2 separate regions of the Homo sapiens genome follow, and region 2 is linked to region 1. A link is an interaction called in ENCODE POLR2A ChIA-PET data of the cell type or tissue named here. Cell type or tissue: K562. All regions are shown on one strand. Links, peaks and the distances in the headings refer to the core of each region. The heading gives the core; the rest is flanking DNA.

Region 1 (8,313 bases), core at 89-8,088:
CATTCCATAGACCTGGGATTCCCATACCAGAGAGTCCCATGCCAAGGACCCCAGGGCAGAGGGTGGCCAAGAGAGGCATTTAGTGCCAAGAGAGGCCCTGAGCTCACACAAACAGGTCCATCCCCACTTTTGCCACAAAGAAAGTCAGTGGTCTCCCACTCCCCTCAGCATAGATGCCTGGAACCTGCTTGGTCTCAGAGTGACCAGGTCCTTGGCCTCACGTACTGCTCTGCGTACTGGTGCCTCTCTGGCCCTAGCCCCCAGGCTACCCTCCTGGAGGAAGCCAGTGCAGTTGGTGCCGCGCGAGCACCTTCAGTGGGCAATAAGGGCACGGGGTGGGCATGCTGGGACAGGCGGCTGTCAGGGGCTCCTACCCTCCCCAGCCCTGCTCAGACAGCAGCCCGTTCCTCGGCATTTACAAAGTTTGGCTGGAACTCTTCAATAGCATCTTTAAATAAACAAAGCATAGAGAAAAGCAACTCCCCAAATACAAAGCACATCAAAATAGATTTTGAAGCAGACACCCGGGCAGAGCTCGGCCCTGGATCTGCCCGTAGGCACCTCCTTGAAGCCCCACCCCAGCTTGGGATCCCCTGACTGGCAGGTACAGCTGCCACATGGTGCAATGCAGTTGGCAGAAGCCTTGGTCTGCTCTGTGGGCTGATGCTGCCCTGGGACCCTCACCCCTGGCTCACTGGACCTCCAGCCATAGACTGAGGCTTTCCTCCCAGGAGTGGGCACCCTAATTCTGTCAACATGGTCCAGCCAAATGGGGACCTGCTGGTGCCCAGCTGGGGTCTGTGCCCCCACATCCCATGGGTCCATCAGGCAAAGTTCAATGGCTTCCCTTCCAGATCCTCCCATCTTTGAGGGTTCCTGTACCCCACCAGGAGTGCAGTGACCTTGCAGGGCTGGCCCTAAGGTCCTGCGTGGCTGGGACAAAGAGAGTGGAGAGAGTCACACCTGGGCGGCCTGGGAAGGGCAGGGCAGACTGGTCCCTGTGGTTGAGTGAGCCCTCGCCTTCCCGGCCCATTTCCAGTCTGTTAGGCCTGGAGTCCCTCAATTTGTCAGACATGCTTAAATACACCTAGGTGAGCCCCAGAGGACTTCGTACTAGGGGGAATCCCAGTGCGGGGAGGAGGGAGCTGGCCCTCTCAGGAGGGATGGAAGAGGAGTGAAGTGCCTCTGCCAGGTGGGGGTCTGGGGCCAAGGGATCTGCACCCCCCCAGCCCTTGACCCTGGCAGCCGGCAGGCTCCAGACAGGTCTGCACACTGGTATGAATGATTGAACGTGAATGGATGACGGGAGATGGGCTCCCCTGCACACCCCAGCACCCTACTCCCCTTGCGCTCTTCTCCCTGGGACATTCTGGAAAAGCCAGACCCTCCTACAGGCTGAGCTGAGCACACTTCCAGCTGCTGCACACTCTGAACCCTCCCCTGAGACATCGCTAGTGCTAGACTCAAGGGTTTGCTCTGAGGATGAAGGCGACAGTCCAGGTAACCAGGCCCAGGCCAGCCCAGTGACAGTCAGTGCCTGTCTCAGGCACAGAATTCCAACATCTCTGAAGGTCTTTCTAGACAAGAAGCAGCCCTCATCCCCAACCCCACGGCTCTTTGAGACAAGCTGGGGTGATGTCACGGTGGACATCTGTGTTTCCTTGTGTACAATGCCCTTATGCCCACCACGGGAACCCTGGGAATGTCTGTAGGCTAGACCCTGGACAGGGGTTGCTGAGGCCGGCCCGGCTAGAACTAGGCTGCTGAGCACACCCCACAGCTCCAGGGAGCACTCCCCCAGGCCCTCTCAAGCCTCTCCCACTGGGTACTGACTCTGCACCTGCCCTGTGTGTATGTGTGTGGGGTGCGCTCACCTGCGGGGGATCCACCTGGCCCATCTCTCACCACCTTTTGTCCAGCTGGCCCTCAGTACCCTGGGGGGTGGTGGTGACAGGAAGACAGGATAGAAGGAGGCATTTCCTATGGGCAGAGAAGACCCCCAGGAGGGCTTCACTGGGTAGGACATGCTGATCCCTAGTTCCTGAGGGGCCAGCAACAGGGGGTCTCCTGATGAGGACACAGAGTTGCTCCCTGCAGACGTTTCCTGTCTGGAGAGAGAAAGTGAGGATGTGAGTGTGTACATCCAGTGTAGACAGTGCTCAGTCAGTTCGACTGTGCTGGGTGTGGGGGCCACTGGGGTTCCCCTCAGGGCTGTTTATTTTTATTTTATTTTTTTGAGACAGAGTTTAGCTCTGTCACCCAGGTTGGCGTGCAGTGGCGTGATCTGGGGTCACTGCAACCTCTGCCTCCTGGGCTCAAGCCATCCTCCCCCTGCAGCCTCCAGAGTAGCTGGGATTACAGGTGCCCAACACCACCACGCCCGGCTAATTTTTGTATTTTTAGTAGAGGCAGGGTTTCACCATGATGGCCAGGCTGGTCTTGAACTCCTGGCCTCAAGTGATATGCCTGCCTCAGCCTGAGGGCTGTTTAAAGAGGGACAGACACAGCCAAGGACAGGCCTAGTCCCTAAGACCAGTGGCCCTGAAGCCCTCCCTTCAGCCTGTGGAGGTAGTGCTTTGAGAGCCCCTGCTGATTTATGGTCCTCCTGGGGGCGGGCAGGCGGGGGACGGAGTTATGGCTGCAAAGGTCTCCCTCCCTCCTCTACCTCCCTGTTGGGGGTCAGCCGGGGTGGGGGTACGGTGGCTCTCAGCTGGTTTCCAGATGGGCTTTGTGGAAGGGGCGCCCAGAGCGGGGAGGCCAGACACCCAAGCAAGGGTCCTGGCCCGTGTCAACGGGGCCACCACAGTGCCACTGTCTCTGGTCTCTCCTCTAGACCTGGCTCCCATCTCTGTCTCGGTCCCCATCTCTGTCACATGCAGCCCCCCTTCCCCACCCGTTGGCAGGGTGGGTGGGGGTGGGACCTGGTGATTTATCACCTTCAGCCTGTCTTCCATCGGAAACACAGGGGGTGGGCGCAGACGCTGCGCTGAGCTATGGGCCCCCAGGGCCCCGCCACCCACCCCAATGTTGTTGCTCCGTCTGGGCAGGGGGTGCAGTCCCCCCCACGTGGCCAGGACTTCAGCTCCCCAGACCTTCCCAGGACCTCCTCCACGGGGCCCCATTAATGCCTCGGCTAGTCGGGGGTCAGCCCAGCTCTGAAGCTGAGGCTAGGGCCACCCCAGGCTGGAGGGGGCCCACGAAGGACCCCACAGGCAACTCTCTCCAGGCGGGGCCAGAGGTGACAGAGCCTCTTTTCCTGCATCATTGATGGCCCATGGACCCGGCATCCCTGGCAGAGGCCATGGAGTCCAGGCCTTCAGGTCGCCCGCCCCTCCCCCGCGGCGGTGTGCACAGCCCGGGGCCCAATAAGTGTTTACCGAGCAAACACCAGCGGGAGGGGGACAGCGCACCTGGGTTGACCCCCACCCCACGCCCAGCGGAAGAAGTCCCTTATCTTCCCGGCTGACAGGCTGTCAGTGCACCAGGGCAGGGGCGGGGGCTACGCTCATCCCGCCCCGTCTGTCAGCCGCCACGCGGCGACACCCTCCCCGCCCTCACTAGGGGCAGCCTGCCCGTCCCACTCGGTGCAGCTCGCCGCCAGCCTGGACAACCCAGCGCCCCCGCTCCAGGCCTTCGTTTCTCCGCGGACCCCAGCTGTCTGCACCCACAGTGCCCACCTCTTTCCGCGCTCCCCCCTTAGCCAGCGTTTTCTGCAGACCGCGAGCGCCCTCTGGTGCCTGCCTAGGGTTGCTCGCCCATGGGGAGGACACGACTAGGCCCTCGCCCTGGGAGCTTCCTGGCCGGTCTGTGAAACCGGCGGGTGCGGCCTGAGCTGTGAGCCTCGCGGCCCAGCCCTCACTGACCACCACTGGCCATCACAGACTGGGTTGGAGAGGCTGCCGCTGACACGGCGTTTGTCTTGGCCTTTGCGGGACAAGACAGATGACCATCTTGCAGGGCCTCACTCACTCGCTCGCTCACTCACTAGCTGGCTGTGTATAGGCCCAAGATGTGGCTTGAACCCCAGATGGGTCTTGGGGACACAGGCCTGGACACTGTCCTGCACTATGTGTCAGGCCAGGGCAGGCCTAGGAAGCTCTGTGAGAATGGGCTTGGGAGGGGCCTCTAAGATTGAGGAGTAGCCACAGCGGGAAGGGCGTGCCCCGTGGAGGGACTGGCGCGGGCAAAGGCATGGAGGGCCTGGCCCATGGGGGAGGGTGCACCAGGGCTGGGCCTTGACCTAAGGCTGAGATCCCAGGAGCCCAGGGAGGTGGGGTGGGCAATGGTGGTGAGAGGGCCCTTGGGCTGCAGGGCAAGGAGCCCTGAATCAGCTAGCCTGGGACTGGAGGTGCGGGGTCCAGGCAGGGCTTGGAGACGGGACCCCCAACCTGTTCCTGCCTAGAAGGAAGAGTCTGAGGTCACAGAGGGGCCCAGCTCATCAGTGGGGAGGGGGTCCTGGGGCAGGTGTGTTGTCTGTGAAATGAAGGACAATGCTGGGATCAAGGTGGTGCCCAGATCTGCAGGGAGGGTGTGCCTTTCTCCCGTCCCCACAGGGCCATTCAGGTATACTGAACTGGGACTACTCACTTCCCCACACCCCTTGGAGGCTGAGGCCCCAGGGTCAGTGTGTGGAGGGTCAGCTCAGAGTCAGGCATGGGGACTGGGGGCTCCCAGGCAGCCAAGGAAGGTCAGCCAGCGAGGGAAGCCCTGTGCCTTCCACAGTCAGTACCTTGGCACGAACCAGTCTAAACCACGGAGAGCCGGCAAGAGGAGGGATTGTGGAGGAATCATAGGGTTCGGCTGCCCCGCCGACCAGCAGGCAGGAAGTTCTTCCTTAGGTCTAACCACACAGTGATTCCAGTAGCTTTCCTCAACAGGAGTCCCTCTGCCTCTGCAGCTCCTGCCCTTCAGGGCCCCCCCTGCCACCCCCTGAGCGACACACTGGCCCAGGAGACCTCAAGCCTTGCAAGCAGTGGGCTGCCCACTCCCCCTATCTCCTGCTGGGGCCTTTTCCCACAGACCAGAGGAGCGTCCTTCTCTTGGCTGGGGGCCACCTAAGACCCTGGGCCACTTTCTCCTGGGCTGTACATTTGCACCCCAAAGACCTCAGTGAGGCAGAGAAGGGATGCAAGAGGCCTGCCTCAGCCCTGTTTCCAGTTCACACAAAAAATGCTCTGGGGCCCAGCAGAGAGCCCCCTTCTGGGATCTGGTTTCTTAGAGAAAGTGGGGAGCACACCCCCTCCCCTGCCCTGCTTGGACTGAGTTTAGAGTGTTGCACATGCACGGTGTTATGACGATGGTTACCTCTGACCTACACTAGGACCTCTGGAGGTGCCAGGCCACCGCTGGGGAGGGCAAGCTGGGCAGTTCATTTGTATAAAGGGGGCCACTGTCCTCGATGTGGTGATAAGGCCGGATGGACAACCACAGTCGGCTGCAGCCCACAATGGGCCGGATGCCCTGCACCTGCTCACAAAGGCAGGGGTGGTTCCTGCCTCACGTCTGACTGGCAGCCTCGAGATAGCATCAGCCCCACAGGAGGGCCATCTGTCTTGTCCCACAAAGGCCAGGACAAAGGCCATGTCAGTGGCAGCCTCCCCGACCCGGTCAGTGGTGGTCAGTGATGGCCATTGGGGGCTGAGGGCCTTCCTGGGCCGGGCAGCCAGGACCTGAGGCTCCTCATCTGGGGCCTCTCTGGGATGCATGGAGAATAGTTTCCATTGTTCATAAGGCCAGACAGGTGGGGGCCACATGGACGGTGGCAGAGGAACCCTGTCCCTGGCACCCCAGGCCAGCCCAAATAGTGAGGAAGGCGTCAGTCACCTCCTAAGTTGGGCACCATGTGCTGACCTGTTTGCTCAGCTCCAGAATCCGGGCAGGGCAGTGGGAGGCCAGAGACTGGAGAACTCTGAGAAGCCCCTTGCTGGTCTGGGCAGTCGGAGAGGCCTTCCTGAGGGAAGTGGTGGCCCGGTGGGGGACTCGCCAGAGGCACAGGAGATGAGCAAGGAGCAGTGGCATGGAGAGTACCTTGTGCCAGTCAGAAGGAACATGCAGGCCCCGTGTGGTGCAGCCTGGGAGCCTGGGGAAGGCAGCAGCTGTGGGCAGGGACAGGAACGGCTCTTGGCTGGCAGGAGCAGGCTGCCAGCCCTGAGCCCTGGCAGAAGGGGTCTGGGGCCAGGGCCGCTGCTGTGGGATGGGGAGGGATGGCAGGAAGAGGGTTTGGGGGTGTTGGTGGAGCCTGTGGGGGGGCAAGTTCACTCCAGAACACAATGATTCCAGAGACCCTGCAACCCCTGAGGTCCACTCATCGCTGTGGGGCCCTCCAAGAACCCCCACCGCATGTGACTCTGTCACATAGAGGCCATCTTCTCATTCGGATGGTCCAGGGATCCCGGATGGAGCAACAGACCTGAACCAGCCCTGGTCACCTGCCCCAACGCTCCCCTAGTGAACTGAATGCTGCCAACGCCGCAGTCCCTGCATCAGGAAACCCAACCCTTGAAATGCTCTTGGTGTCCTCAAGGCCGGCACTGTCCACAAGAACCAGCCCCTGAACATGCTCAGAGGACGAGACACACTGCTGGGACTGTCCTCACTGCCTAGAGTGTTCTCACCACCCCCAAAGCATCCTCACTGCCCCCACAGCGTCCTCACTGTCTACCGTGTCCTCACTGCCCCCACAGCACCCTCACTGTCCGCGCAGCGCCCTCACTGCCCCCCAGAGCATCCTCACTGTCCCCACAGCACCCTCACTGTCCACAGCGTACTCACCGCGTCCACGGAGCCCTCGCCACCCCCACAGCATCCACAGCGTCAACATCTGCAGCGTCCTCACCGCCCCCACAGCGTCCTCACCGCGTCCAAAGAGCCCTCGCCACCCCCACAGCATCCACAGCGTCAACATCTGCAGCGTCCTCACCGCCCCCACAGCGCCCTCACCGCGTCCACAGCATCTTCACCGCCCCCACAGCGTCCTCACCGCCCCCACAGCGTCCTCACCGCGTCCACAGCGTCCTCACGGCGTCCACAGCCTCCTCATCGCCCCTACAGCGCCCTCACCGCGTCCACAGCGTCCTCACCGCCCCCACAGCGCCCTCATCGGGTCCACAGCGCCCTCACCGCCCCGAGAGCGTCCTCACCGCCCCGACAGCGTCCTCACCGCCCCCACAGCGTCCTCACCGCCCCCACAGCGTCCTCACAGCCCCGACAGCGTCCTCACCGCGTCCACAGCGTCCTCACCACCCCGACAGTGTCCTCACGGCGTCCACAGCGTCCTCACTGTCCCCACAGTGTCCTCACCGCGTCCACAGCGTCCTCAACGTCCGCAGCGCCCTCACCGCCCCCACAGCGTCCTCACCGCCCCCACAGCGTCCTCACCTCCCCGACAGCGTCCTCACCGCCCCGACAGCGTCCTCACGGCGTCCACAGCGTCCTCACCGTCCCCACAGTGTCGTCACCGCGTCCACAGCGTCCTTAATGTCCGCAGCGTCCTCACCGCCCCCACAGCGTCCTCACCGCGTCCACAGCGCCCTCACCGCGTCCACAGCGCCCTCACAGCCCCGACAGCGTCCTCACCGCCCCCACAGCGTCCTCACCACCCCGACAGCGTCCTCACGGCGTCCACAGCGTCCTCACTGTCCCCACAGTGTCCTCACTGCGTCCACAGCGTCCTCAACGTCCGCAGCGCCCTCACCGCCCCGACAGCGTCCTCACCGCCCCCACAGCGCCCTCACCGCCCCGACAGCGTCCTCACCGCCCCGACAGCGTCCTCACCGCCCCCACAGCGTCCTCACGGCGTCCACAGCGTCCTCACCGCCCCGACAGCGCCCTCGCCGCGTCCACAGCGCCCTCACCGCCCCCACAGCGTCCTCACCGCCCCGACAGCGTCCTCACCGCCCCCACAGCGTCCTCACGGCGTCCACAGCGTCCTCACCGCGTCCACAGCGTCCTCACCGTCCCCACAGTGTCCTCACCGCGTCCACAGCGTCCTCACCGCCCCGACAGCTCCCTCGCCGCGTCCACAGCGTCCTCACCGCGTCCACAGCGTCCTCACCGCCCTGACAGCTCCCTCGCCGCGTCCACAGCGTCCTCACCGCGTCCACAGCGTCCTCACCGTCCCCACAGCGTCCTCACGGCGTCCACAGCGTCCTCACCGCGTCCACAGCGTCCTCACCGCCCCCACAGCGTCCTCACAGCGTCCACAGCGTCCTCATCGCGTCCACAGCGTCCTCACCGCCCCCACAGCGCCCTCACCGCGTCCACAGCGCCCTCACCGTCCCGACAGCGTCCTCACCGCCCCGACAGCGTCCTCAC
Region 2 (8,313 bases), core at 8-8,007, 480 kb before region 1:
GTTGCCCATGAGGGCTGCCCCAGGCTGAAGCCCAGGCCCACGCCACAGCTGAGGTGAGCGGGATCTTCCACCAGGAAGCCCCAGCCTTCCAGAAGGGAGGTCTTGGAGCTCCAGGACAGCAACCCAGGACTGCCAGCACTCACAAAGCAGCAAGGGGGAGGAGCTCACTGGGTTCCCAAGGGCTGCGGGAGGGTGAAGAGGTGACCCAGTTGTGGGGCAGGGGGAGTTTGGCTGGCATGGCCACCTCAGGCCCTGCAGGCCACCCTGATCACCTGGGGAACCCAGGTCCCCGAGTATGGGCCAAGGGGCAAGGTGGGTGGTGCTCACCATGATGGTCCCAGGTGCTCACTGCTGCAGGGACAGAGGAAGTGAGCCTGGACATGGGACTCAGCCAGCTGGGGTCCTCATGGCAGTGTGGGGCAGCCTGGGGGCCAGGCCTGTCCAACTCCTGGTTGTCAGGGGACGTCAGGGCCTAACGGGCTGTGGGGAGAGCCTGGCCTGGGGCTGGGGATGGCAGAGCTCTGAGTGTAGGAGCTGCTGCCCCATCCAGCAAGCTGGACCATGGACAACAGGCGGAGGTCCCTGCAGGGAGCGTGGCAGGACGGGGTGTGCAGACAGGTGCTGCCCTGCAGCTAAGCCTGACTTCCCTGCTTGCCCTGGAGCCTGGCAGGGTTCTGGAGACCAGGAGCCACCACACAGTCCTAGGCCACTTCTACTTTGGGGGAGTAAGTGAAATTTAGAGCTCTTCACACCAGTCCGTGGCCCAGTCAGGGCAAGGTGGGGCCCACCCTGCCAACCGTGGCTGCAGACACCCAGAGCTCAGAGCCGTGGCTGGGGCCTGGGGTCTTGAATGTGAAGATGCGGCTGGCCTGGCAGGGCCTCAGCTGGTGCCTGGCACCGTCCCGGGCCCTGGCCTAGGTGCTCGGTGGACTGCTCCTTCCTAGTGCCAGGTCCACTTGCAGCTCCTGGGAGCTGCCCCGGGAGCTCAGCCCTGGGTGCCCCTGGCTCTCCCAGCTCAGTGTTTCACTATGATCAATCAGGGTATCGCCAGGAAGGGTCAGGGCTGCCACCTCCCTGGGCCACCTGGACCGAAAGCTGGGAGAGGCTGCCACAGACCACCTGGGTAGGTGGTCCACAGGGGCCCTTCTCACCCTGGGCCAGGTCTACAGCCTGTGTTTAGTCTGGGGTGGGGTGGGGTGGGGGGCTTTGCTGCTTCACTGCACCCCACATGAGCCCTGTTGGGAGGGCTGCCAGATGCAGGGAGACGCAGAGGCGCGGGTACACATTGCTCCACCAGCCAGACCCAGAGCTTCCTAGTGGGGACCAGTCTGGAGCTTGAAATCCCAGCCATCACTCAAGGGGTTTCACTTGTGCCAACACCTTTCTTTTGGAGGGGGTGTGTTGGGGGTGTCCAGTGACAGGGTTAATCCCCACAGTCCATGAGGCCAGTGATGTCATGGGCTCCTGGGGCCCATGGCACTGAGACCAGGTCCAGCACGAATTCACCTGCCCTTCCTTCAGTGCCTTCCAACACCACCCAGCCACCACGGCCAGGCTGGAAGGACAGCACACCCCAGCCACTCAGGAGTCACTTCGGACAGCCCACCTAGGGGCTTAAGTCCCAGTGGGACATGCCCACCCAGGCTGCCTCAGCTGCCCACGGGGCCTCCAACCACAGCCACAGGCTCCACAGGTATGACCACCCTGCCCAACTCAGTCCGCTTGGGCCATCCAGTTGGCCGCAGAGCAGAAGGATGGCGATCAAACCACAGAACAGAGTATGTGGACAGGTGGGCGGGGCACTGCAGAGTGGAGGGTGGACCTGGAGGGTGCCTGGGAATCCACACACACCAAGGCTGGACCTCACAAGAGGAGGGGCGGGCACGCTACACTCTGAAGTCTGAATCGTCCCTGGCCAGCCTGTGGCTGCTCTCACCTTTCCTTTGCTGCAGTGTGTGTCAAACACATGAATGAATGAGCAAATGAGTGAATCAGTCCCTGCCACCAGACCCCACAGGGTTACATCAAGGCCACCGAGGCTCAGCCGGGACAGGACTGGCCGGTATCACACAATCGGTGGGGGGAGGGCATCACACCCGGACTTCTGCACACAGGGCCTCTTTGCCAGAGGCTGGGCTGGAGCTCGACCCCAGGGCCACCTGGCTCACCTCATCTGTCCCCATAGCCACCTTTCAGTCCCCACCATGGCCACCATCCCCTTGTCCCCCACCTCCGTCCCCACAGCCACCCTGCCCACGGAGTTGATCGCTTGATTAAGCGCAGCATTTCAGTGCCCAGGGAGAAAAATCAATTCGCTTGGTTCCACTTTAATCCATCAGTTCCATTTCTGATAAATGTCCCCGTGCTGGAGTCACCATGTAGCCGCAGTGCCCCGCAGAGATTAGCTGCTAGGTCAGGGCAGCCAGGGCGAGCATCTGGCGAGCTGGGGCAAGCCTGGACCCTCAACTTGCCGTGACTCCCCACCCCTCTTCCCAGCACTTTACATGGTGGTAAGTGTGGGTACAGAGGTCAGAGCCCAGCTCTGGCCCCACCTGCCAGGGCCTGGATGAGCCCAGCTCCCAAGCTGCGAGCTGGTGACATTGTGGGGCTGGGATTAAATGGGATCTGCGGCTGCCAGGCTGGGCTTCTCAGGAATGAGCTGGCACTGGAGGACGAGTGGATTAGACGCGAGGTCAATATTTGTGGAATTGAATTGAATCTGTCACTTGGGGCGTGTATGTTCCAGGTAATTTTGTGGTTTCTGCCTCTGGCAGGAAAACCCAACACGATGACTGCCCCTCGCAGGCCACAGTCAGCCCGGCCCCAGGAGAGAGACCCGTGGAGCCCTATGTCTCAGCAGGCAAGGTAGGGGGACGGGGCAGGGGCAGGGAGGTCCCCGAGTGCTGGCCAGGGGAGGAATCTGCAGTGGTTGCCGGCTAAGGAGGGTCTGCCCTGGCCCCTGGGGCATGGAGGCCCCACAGCCAGGCCCCACCCCCAGCTCCTGGGACCTGCTGGCCTTTTAGGAGACGGGGGAGGCTGGGCCTGACCTCTCTGCAGGTGGTGTCACTGCAGGGCCACACTGCACTGTGCTGGTTGTTGTCCAGGGTGGGCAGATAGAGGGATGTGGACGGTGGGAGCCAGGGGAAGGGCAGAAGGGGACACTGGGCCACCCTGGAGAAGCCAGGTCAGGGCTGGCCCAGCAGGATGGGGGCTCTCTGCCTCTATGGCCAGCATTCCCAGCTGAGTCCCCAACTCTGCAGCCAGGAAGCCCCGTAGTGTGAAGGATGGGGACATCGCGATGCCCTGGCCCTGAGCCCACCAGGTGGCCCCAGGGCCCCACCCTGCCTGGCTCTTCCTGCATGGGTCTGGGGTGATGGGGGCTCATCTGAGGCCCAGTGCTGCCCACCTCGAATCCCCAAATCCCAAATTGGATTAGTTGTGTTTAGAAAGCAGCAAAGCTGCTATATTTGAGCAAAGGCTCAGCAGATTACCCTGGGCCAAGAGGGTGTCTGCCTGTGTGAGGGGGATTTGAGGAGGAAAAACTGCACTAAACAAGTGTTCATTGAAAAGAAACTTGGGGGATCATCTGAGTCAGCCGGGCCCTCCACCTGCCCCATAACACCTTCTCCAGCATGGGCTCCTGCTGCTGCTGGGACAACCAAGCAGGAGTGGACGGGGTCAGGCCACAGGCCACTGGGCCCAAGGCCAGGAAGGGGCGCCCAGGACTGCCCATGGGAGAAGGGCGTGGTGCCGACACGAGGTCACCTGGAGTCCCTGGGACTGGCCCTCCACCTCGTGACTCAGTCGCCACCCGGTGGCCCTCTCAGAAGCCCAGGGCCCAGCATACAGGAAGCTCCATGAGTGCTCATCATCACACACACTCCAGAGGCTGAGAACATCTTGGAGGCCTGGGGCCTGCTGGCCAGACCCTGTCCTGGGCCCTGAACACAGGCTGGGCCTGGAAGGGACAGTGAGGGGGGCCAGAGCCCATGCCTGCTCAGTGCAGCAAGCCCAGGCACCTGGTGGGTGGGCCCTGCAGCCAGGGAGGCCCCTGCACCCCACCCTTCCCAGCCCTGCCCTGGGTACCGTGTGCCACATCTCAGAGCCCACCCATGGGGCCCTCCCAACTCCAGCCAGGAGGGAGGATAGAGAACTTTTATTTCAGAAGAGTGCAAATAAACAAATCCTTCCTTCCCCCACCATAAAGAGCCCGGCTGGCTTTAGGAGAGAAGGCAGAATTTTTAGCCTCTCCTTTCCTCAAGGCACAGCAGGCCGAGCCTGTGTCACTCATGGCCCCTTTTACAAGTAAAGAATCCAGCTCTGGGCAGTCAGGTCTGCCCAGTGGAGGTGTTTGCCCTGGGGGGCCGGCTCACCTATCCGTAGGACCTGGCTCCTAGGGGTCCAGCCAGTCCCTGGCCTCCTGTTGATACGGAAAGGAAGTGCTGAGAAGGGAAAAGCGTGGTCCCTTTAAATGATACAGAGGAGGGACGGGAAGTGCTCCGTAGAGAAGGGCGTGGTCCCTGCCTAGGGCTCCACCCCCACGAACCTAGGTGAGGACAGGCATTTCCTGCCCAAATGTTGCATTTCCCAAGACCACCCTGGCCTGCCATGCCTCCATCCTATGCCTATAAAAACCCAAGACCCTAGCAAGGCAGAGACAGAAGCCTCTGTGTGGGGAGAGGAACACACTGGTGGAAGAAGACAAGCTGCTGGACATCCCGAGAATGTTGCCTGACTCCAGGGGAAAACCATCTCCCCTCTGGCTCCCCCATCTGCTGAGAGCTACTTCCACTCAATAAAACCTTGCACTCATTCTCCAAGCCCACGTGTGATCCAATTTTTTGGTACACCAAGGCAAGAAACCCTGGGATACAGAAATTCCTCTGTCCTTGTTATAAGGCAGGGGTCTAATTGAGCTCACTCTCACCAGCCACCTACAGACCGCTAGACTAAAAGACCACCCGGTAACGCACTCCCACTGGGGTTTCAAGAGCTGTAAACATTCACCCCCAGACACTGCCATGGGGTCAGAGCCCCACAGCCTGCCCGTCTGTATGCTCCCCTAGAGGTGTGAGCGGTGGGGCACTGAAGAAGCGAGCCACTCCCCCGCTGCATGCCCTGCGCCCTGCGCGGGGTAACCAGGGAACCCTTCCTGTTTCACTGTTTCACTGGGTAGAGATCTCCCGGCTGGAGACAGAATGGTGGGGAGAGGCCAGATGTGCCCAGCAGGTAGGGGATTCTCCAGGGGGGAGGCTGAGGCTGTTAGGAAAGGAGGGGCTGAGGGGGCGCCACAGCCCTCCCCGCTCCGCACCACACCCCACGTTAAACCCCTGTCCTCCACTCCTCTCCTGGGGCTAAGGAGGCTGAGAGTAGAGCTCAGAGGCCCACGCCCAGCACACAGGAGGCAGTGGGGGCTGTGGACGGGGCCAACGAGCCATGGGGTTGCTGGGCTGAAGCACCGGTGATGGCAGGCGTGTGAGAGGGAAGTGGGGGTGAGCCAGCCCTGTGGGCCTCTAGGCCCAGCTTCTGGGTATCCTGGCCCCCTGGAATGACCCAGGGCAGGAGCCTCTGACACCCGCCCCAAATGCCTGTGACCCCGTCCTGAGTGGGGGTCCTCCTTCTGGCCGTGACCGCCCTGGAGTGGCTTCTCAGCATTTTGTGGTCAGCACTCTCAGCCCCTCTGCCTTGCACCGTGTCATTTTCAGCAGATCCTGAGCCAGAGAAGGCCATCAATTATTCAGCTCCTGCCTCTCAGCCTCCTCCGTTAGTACCTCTTAAAGCCGGGAAGATAAATCTCTCCGCTTGCTCCGTGGCGCCGACAGGAAGCAGGGCGGCACCAGGACCGTGACAGGCCCCGGCTGGGCCCCGGTTTCCCGAGCCAGCACAGGCGGCCTGCAAGGCTTCTCTGCTATTAAATCCATAATTCAGCGGCAACGCAGCTGGGGCCTGGCACACAGGGTCCCTGTGATGAGGAGGGGCTGCCCCTGCCGGAATGCACCAGAGGCTGCCACCAGGGAGAGAGTTACAAGGACCACTTCCGTGGACCTGGCAGGTCCTAGGGCCCCCTTTAAAATTGTGCCTGGGGAGAGTCCCTGGCGCTGCTCCGGAGGATCATGGAGCCCGACTCTACTCACAGGGGAGACCACACAGCTTCTGCGGGGCAAGACAGCTGAGGAGCATGTCAGGCAAGCGACGGGCATGGGGGGTGGGGGGGAGCACAGCGTGGTCTGCATGCCCTCAGCCACGCCCAGGGTGACCCTGGAGGCCTGCATGGAAGACCCTGGAAGCGTCCTTGGCCACCCCTGGTGGAAGAGACAGCTCCAGCCTCACCTTTCTAGGACAGTGCCATCTGCCACCAAGGCAGCTCCAGAGAGTGGGACAGCTGTGAGAGGCGGGACCTGTCCAGGCTCCCTGATGGGCACTCACAGCCCCCTTCACCCTCAGCGAGGCACTTGCCCCAATGAAAACTGAGCAGTTGGACAATCTGATGTCTTGGAGGGTCCAGGTCAGCCCCCCACCCCAATGCCCAGCCCTGCATAACCAAGGAAGCGTTTGTTGAATGGCTGAGTCCCACCCCTGCTCCAACCTTGGCAGGCCTTGGAGTGTCCCCGGCAGGAAGTGGAGGGTGAACACAGGGGGACAAAGTAACAGGGCAGCAGAGCTGGGGTGGGGCCAGGCTGGGCAGACTGGGGAATGAGACCTACTCAGAACACCGCCCTCGGCAGAGCCACCCACCCCTATCCTTGCAAACCCTCTGCCCCAGGGCCCACTCTAAACCCATGAGAGCTGTGGCAGGACAGGGTGACTCCAGGCCTGGCCAGGAGGCTCCGGCTGACTCCGCCCCCTTCTCCTTCCCCTCCCCACTTCCCATTCCACAGGCCTCCACAGGGCAGGGGCCGTGACAGGGGTGACAGAAGTTCGGAGAGGTCACTGAGTCCCTGCAATTAGCAGTAATGAGTTGACACATGCCACAGGTCAAGTGCTAATGCAGGCTGATAATTAACTCAACCTGCTAGGAAGCGGTGCAGCCCCTCCTCCCTCTGATCAATTATCCTCAGGATGTTGAACAGCCCCGCCCCAGGGCTAATGGGGTCACATTCCAACCATAATGACGTGGCTGCTGCACCAGAAACACTGGGCTGGTGCCGGGAACACCCCCATCCCAGACTGGAGACCTCCCCCAGCCCCTCCAGATGAGGGTCCTGCCCTGCTCACTGGCTCCTGCCCCAACCCTGCTCCTGGGGCCTTCCTGACTCGCCACCTTGCACTTCCCAGGGACAGTACACCCAGCAGCCTGTCCCAGCCTATGTCTCAGCAGACCAGGCTCTGCGAGACACCCCCTCCAGCCTCCACCTCCCAGCACTGCCTCCAGAACAGGGGCCATTCAGACTCGTGGCTTGCTGTCCTCTGCCCTGCATCTCAGGCTGCTCCCAGCCCATGTCCAGTTTTGGGTGCTAGCCACAGTGCTACACTGACCATCTGGTACCTGCTTCTGCCACAGCTTCGGGGCCCTCCTGGGGCCAGCCAGCCCTGGACAAAGCAGACCCGACCCCTCCCTCCCTCTGGGCCTTGACCTCTGTTTCTGTTGCCAGCTGTGGTACCTGAGCCAGCAGCAACCCAAACAGGGAAGCAAGAAACTCTGTAGCTGCTTCTGTGCCTCTTTCTTCTTGGGGACAAGCCAAGCCTGTGTCTCCATCTCACTCAATCGTCGGGTCTGTGCCCAAGGTCAGGGCCATCGTGCTCCATCCATGGGCCGGCCTTGTCTTAGAGGCCGAGGGGCCTGGCCCCATCTGTGCCTGGCTTGGTAACAGTTCTGCAGTGTCCCAGGAATATTCCCTTGCCCATCTCAGGACAGGAGCTCACTCTGAGGGCCTGCCCCTCTTTGGGAACTACCCCCTCTGGCAGCTGGGGGTGAGCATGCTAGGTCTCAGTGAGCACATCTCTCAGGTCCCTGACCCCTGGGCACCCCCGTAGGCTTCTTGTATTGCCGGGGGGCAGGAATGGGCCCCTCCTGCATGCTGCCCCCACATGGTAGGGCCCAGACCTCCGTCTCCCCTGCAGTCCCACAGCCCCTGCCAAGGGCATCTGCGACTGGAAACTCCACCGCGGTGATCCTGAGCTGCTGGGAAGATGGGTTTTGATGGTACCGCTGCTCAGAGGGCAAGGGGCACCAGTGCCAGCCACCACATCAGGCACCATCTGCTGGTGCAGGAGGCCGGTGAGGGAGCCGAGGGGACACTCAGTTCAGAACGTCCTCTGCCCTGTGGCAGCGAGATTGTTGCGGCTTCACAGCAAGCAAATGCACGTTCCATG

What was found. ChIA-PET counts read pairs that join two places held together with the same protein. Peaks named below come from ENCODE experiments on the same cell type or tissue, not always from the same donor. Only the 100,000 strongest peaks of a DNase experiment are listed, where the experiment ranks them.
Region 2: POLR2A ChIA-PET joins it to region 1 with 5 read pairs; 1 of 35 experiments calls an interaction of 5 or more read pairs at or near these places.

The regions. Positions count from the first base shown.
Region 1 is chr22:19,726,238-19,734,550 of GRCh38, reverse strand. It overlaps LOC105372861 (a long non-coding RNA gene), which reads right to left and starts at 6,830. Exons shown (of 3, transcript XR_938005.3): 1 at 5,851-6,830; 2 at 1,875-2,108. RefSeq lists enhancers at 3,631-3,925, 7,960-8,313. In K562, for the core only: CTCF peaks have their summits at 3,730 (motif pointing left) and 7,098; DNase peaks (open chromatin) are centred at 2,607, 2,889, 3,500 and 3,760; H3K4me3 peaks cover 783 bases; H3K27me3 peaks cover 873 bases.
Region 2 is chr22:20,202,525-20,210,837 of GRCh38, reverse strand. LINC02891 (long intergenic non-protein coding RNA 2891) reads left to right here and starts at 5,920. Exons shown (of 4, transcript NR_038460.2): 1 at 5,920-6,185; 2 at 6,339-6,505. LINC00896 (long intergenic non-protein coding RNA 896) reads right to left here and starts at 4,506. Exons shown (of 1, transcript NR_026919.1): 1 at 2,301-4,506. It overlaps LOC105372862 (a long non-coding RNA gene), which reads left to right. Exons shown (of 3, transcript XR_938009.3): 1 at 1-1,693; 2 at 2,775-2,865; 3 at 4,593-4,820. RefSeq lists enhancers at 2,411-2,941, 4,150-4,389, 6,945-7,540. In K562, for the core only: CTCF peaks have their summits at 2,850, 3,818 and 4,428; DNase peaks (open chromatin) are centred at 3,807, 4,427 and 6,818; H3K4me3 peaks cover 1,769 bases; H3K27me3 peaks cover 1,272 bases.